2 separate regions of the Homo sapiens genome follow, and region 2 is linked to region 1. Evidence: read pairs that join two places in POLR2A ChIA-PET (ENCODE). Cell type or tissue: CD4-positive, alpha-beta T cell. All regions are shown on one strand.

Region 1 (2,500 bases):
TCTTTGCATCATTTCCCAGCTGCCTACTGCTTTGCTGCTTCCCCCAAATTCATCTGCTTTTTCCTTACCTTTTCTCTTTCACATTCTTGCCAGTTGCTGTGCCCCCTCTGCCACTGAGCCAATCCCTTGTCTCAGTTTGTGGACAGCATCTATTTTTAAATAAAACTCTCTTTGCTGTCCCCTACTTTTGGGAAGAGCTTCACAATAATTGAAAAGACATGTTTATTCCATAGGAAACACCATCATTAAGTTTTCTTCTCCACATTAGCCACAGGCTAGTGCCCTCATACCATGCAGGTGTGGATGCCACATTCACCTCCTGAGACACTTTCCTTGAACTCTTATCTAAAATTTTATACTCTTCTTCCTGCCCCAAATCACATCCCCTCATTCCTCGTTTATTTTTTCTCTTTAGCAACAATCACTATCTAATAATCTATACATCATATGTATTTACCTTTCTTTTGTCTTCCTTCCCTACCAGAATAAAATGTCAGTGAGAAAACTAAAAGTTAAATTAGAAATATGTTGTCTTTTATATTGGTAGTCAAGATTTAAAAAGTGTGACCTAAGCAAATATGTTACCCCAGATATAATATGTAAAGAAATTGAAATATTAGTATACTTAATTTTAATTTCCATTTTATTTGGGCATAATTTCAAAAAAAGTATAACTTTGAGGAAAAAGAGTTTTTGTTGTTGATTTTAATATGTTGGTTATAAAACTAAGTTTTCATTACTGAAAATAAATTAGGAATATCCTGTATTAAAGTACTGATTGACTCTCTAATATAATTTTTCTGTTATTTAGTCTATTTTTAAAAATTTCTAATAACATAAGGATATGTATTAAATCTTACCAACAAAATTTTAGTTAAAGCTTTTGTTTCAGGTTTAGCTGCCCTTGGACGGCAGAACTACCTGTACTGCCAAACATCATGCTTAAGCTTTTGAAATTCTAAAGTTAAAACTAAATTAATAGATAGGTTGCATTTTTATAAGTAAAATAAATGATTACTGAAAGTTTAAGCTAAAACTCTTGGAGCTCTCTCTTACCCTTTTAAAGACTCATTTGGCCATATTTTGAGAGTCACTGAGGACAGAGAAATGTAAAAAGGAAAGGGTCTATTGCATGTGGGGCTACATTCCTTCTTTCTTTCTACAATATTTGAAACACACAAAACCAGCAGCACTACACTGAGCCCTTTGTTCTTCCTGTTGGGCAAAACACTAGATAGCTTACTGTAAATATGGCCAACTGCCAAGCTGTGGCGCAGATTCTTTTTTTTAAATACTGTAAACTGGCACAGGCTCAAGAATTACAGTTCTTCCTTCCTTTTATTTACTTTCTCCTTCTACACCAAAGAGTTTCATCTATGGCAAGAGAGAAAAACAGTTGTTGTGGTTAAAATGCCCAGTCGTCGTGGGTTTTTTTTTTTTTTTTTGCCTTACTCCTGACCTTGAATAGATTTCTTTTAAAATAAGCAGAATAACGTTATTATTCTTAAATTTTAAAAGAGCTATGTCCTTTCATGACCAATGTAAAGGACTGAAGTAGAAAAGTGGGATGAGAACTGAGTTGAATTCATAATATTTGTTAATAGCATTCTACTTTAAAAATTGATTTTGTATTGGTGACTTCCTAATTCTCTTTTGTTAATGTCAGAGATATTATCTTGGTTTCACTTATAGTGATCTTAGAATACTTTGGTCTTAGATTTCATTTTTAATGCACCTGCATTATTTTTGACATTAGTAACTTGCTTCCCCTTGTGTTGGAATTTGTATGGCTGCAACTGAGTTGAAAAGAGGCACAGGGAAGGGTGCGGAGTTCTGCTTTTCAGCTGTAGGGTGTGTCTCTTTTGAAACTGTTTTTTTTAATTCAAGAAAAAGCTTGGAAATTTTGTATTTTTTGAAAGAATTATTTGCTATGCGTATTAAAATAGACGAGCAAAACACCAAGGATCTGCATTATTAAAATGACATGCCTCTCACAAAAAAGAGAGATGTCAGAAATCAGTAGATACATTTTTGATGTAAATACCATCTTGTCAAATATATTTTAAATTTTTGATATAAATACCATCTTGTCAAATACTTTAAATTTTGCAGGGTTTTTTTTTTTTTCTTTCTTTGAGATAGAGTCTTGCTCTGTCGCCCAGGCCAGAGTGCAGTGGTGCAATCTCAGCTCACTGCAACCTCCACCTCCCGGGTTCAAGCAATTCTCCTGTCTCAGCCTCCCGAGTAGCTGGGATTATAGGTGCCCACCACCACGCCTGGCTGATTTTTGTATTTTTAGTAGAGATGGGGTTTCACCATGTTGGCCAGGCTGGTTTCGAACTACCGACCTCAAGTGATACGCCAACCTCGGCCTCCCAAAGTGGTGAGGATACAGGCGTGAGCCACTGCATCCAGCCGATTTTGCAGTTTTATTGATGAATTTTGTACAGGGAAACTTCTAGGTCTGAGTAGAAATTAAATGTATATTGTAATTATTTTT
Region 2 (2,500 bases), 320 kb after region 1:
GAGAGCCCATGAGGTCCTTACTTTATTTAGATATTGAGACACAGCCAATTTATGAATAGCAAATAATAAATTACAACAATGGCATCAAGTAAGAAAATCTTTAACAACAAAAACCAGTTAAACTAAAAACCAAAAATGACTGATGCAAGACTTAATTGTTTTTAAGTCTTAAGCAGTGGAAAAGCTACTACAAAATTCAGACATGTCTTTATTTTGGGAAGTCATCTTTTCATGGTAGGGCTTTAAAGTTACATGGACTATCAACATTCTGACTTAAAAATAAAACCTCCAAATTTCAGCACCTGCAGCTACAGCACAGCAAAGGAAGGCACGAATTAGGCCACACGCAAGTGCCAAGTACACAACGCAGATACCAAAAATACCCCAGCAAGCCACAATGGATGTGTATCGAAGCATGTAAGGGGCCAGGCAGTCGGCATAGCATAATTTCTATACAAAGCTGGAGAGAAGAAATTCAAGGAAACACACAGGACAAAAGTTGTACCCCCAGACTGAATGTGAATAGACAATGTGATGGTAGATGGCCAAGTATACAGGCCCTGAGAATCACTTCCAGAGCGTTTCTGAAGCTGAAGGGAGACAACCGAATATCATATTACTCATAAAAAGATTATGGATGCTGCCTGGTTGCATAGATCAAATTTCCAAGTCTCTCAAGCTCTGCTGTGGGGGAGAAGGCCCTCCCGCCCGCATCTCAGCCAAGGTGTTAGATGATAAATGCGCAGCAACCAGATTCAAGTGTTTATTCCCCATAGATAATTATAAACCACAGCCACATGACTTAATGTAAGGTCAGTGCTCCCTCTTCAAACCAAGGGCACTGACCAGTTGACAGCCATGGCTGTTTCACTGGGTTTCAGAATCGGGGCAGGGTGGAGAATACCTGCAATTCAAGCAATGTCCCCATATGCAACTGCACAATTTCAATTTCTACAGTAAAACAAGTCACTGGGCAGACACATGAGGGGTCAAACTCACCTGTCCTTTACTGCTTGTGTGGCTTGGGCCAATTTTCCTATGTCCTTTGCGCCTTCCAATCTTTTTAAAAATGAAGATATATCTACCGCACTGGGTTGATGCAAGCATTAAGATGAAACGTCATCTACAAAATAGCTGAAACAAAGTCTGGTGGCCCATAATACTAAATGCTCCATGGTCTCTCAGCCTGGAAGTGCCAAGAGGGTATCTAATACTTTTTCTGCAGCCTCAACCACCAGCCTCTGCTAAAGCCAAAGGTTCTACTCCCTCAAATCCCCAGACCCCCAAGAGGTAGGGGAAGGAGCTAACCTCTGTGCAGAATTTAACAGGCTGCTGTGGGCTCACAGCAAGGCAGCATGTTCCTCCTGTTCATTTGGCCCCTGTTCTTCCTTAGATTTGAGCTCCCTTAGACCTCCACTATCTAAGTGACCCTGCTGTTTACTTAGGTATGGTAACAGGTACTGGCTGCCAATTCATTCTTCACAGTACCCAGAATCAGAGACCACATCCTTCCACAAGAAGGCACTAGGCTCTCCTAGAGATCTCAGTGTAACCCACTGCATTCTGTAACCAGGGCCCAGATACAAGTAAACAGAGTAAAGCTGCTCATCTTATTAGGAAATCATCCCCCTACTAACCAAGAAAGATGCAGGAAGTTTTTGCAATGGGAAGTTCATTCCTTTAGGTTACTTATCACCCTCTCCTGACCTGAAATTTACAGAGCTTCCCACTTCTTATTACAAAAGCAGTATATGTTCATTTTGGTCAATTAGCCCAAAAAAAAAAAAAAAAAAAAGCAAATGTGCAAAAAAACACTTTTAAAAGATAAATCTTTTTTTTTTTTTTTTTACATAATCAGATTAAGATACCAACTTCTAGGGTGAACTGAGTGTCCTGGCCCTCAAGGAGTGCTGGGGTTGAGGAAGCCCTCTCTGAAGGAGGAGAGAGAGGGAAGAAGGAAAGACAGAGAGAGAGGAAAGGAGGAAGTGAAGACAGGGTTTGCCAGTGACTCCCACCCTGTAATTTCTCAGTAGGCACCAGACTTCACAGAAATCTATTAAAAATGATCTAAAATGATTATTTTTCTGAACTTTAGGCAAATCATTCACAGTTTACTGTGGTGTACTAAGCCACAAATCATATTTGGGGGAGCGGGGTACTCTGGTATCTCCCAGCAAAATTTATTGACTTCCTGAAAAGCAATCATGGAACCAACAGTCAAGTAATTTGAAATGCCAAGCAGCTGTCTCTGAGAAACCCCCCATTCATTTGCCCAATTTAAAGGAAACAAGTGATTGCATTGACGAGAATAAAAATGGTTACCAGTGAGTGCACACAAAGTATATGATGACATGCACAAGGCTGTATATGGGAATAGGAAGGTGTTATCTAGTGATTTTAAATAACTGACATCAAGTCTGAGTAGGCACAAATCTCAGTGGCACAACGACAGCTTGAGGCACTAGCTGGGATAGATGCTTTAGAGATATCAACATTCAGG

What was found. ChIA-PET counts read pairs that join two places held together with the same protein. Peaks named below come from ENCODE experiments on the same cell type or tissue, not always from the same donor. Only the 100,000 strongest peaks of a DNase experiment are listed, where the experiment ranks them.
Region 2: POLR2A ChIA-PET joins it to region 1 with 10 read pairs; 7 of 35 experiments call an interaction of 5 or more read pairs at or near these places.

Annotation. Positions count from the first base shown.
Region 1 is chr4:148,375,091-148,377,590 of GRCh38, reverse strand. All of the region lies in intron 2 of NR3C2 (nuclear receptor subfamily 3 group C member 2), which reads left to right. Among named protein-coding and RNA genes, the nearest start is that of NR3C2, 66 kb to the left of the region's middle. In CD4-positive, alpha-beta T cell, no CTCF peak of the experiment used is centred here; a DNase peak (open chromatin) is centred at 1,260; H3K4me3 peaks cover 828 bases; H3K27ac peaks cover 897 bases.
Region 2 is chr4:148,051,688-148,054,187 of GRCh38, reverse strand. The region is part of intron 20 of ARHGAP10 (Rho GTPase activating protein 10); the gene reads right to left. Among named protein-coding and RNA genes, the nearest start is that of MIR4799, 270 kb to the right of the region's middle. RefSeq lists an enhancer at 1-2,179. In CD4-positive, alpha-beta T cell, no CTCF peak of the experiment used is centred here; a DNase peak (open chromatin) is centred at 1,517; H3K27ac peaks cover 1,854 bases.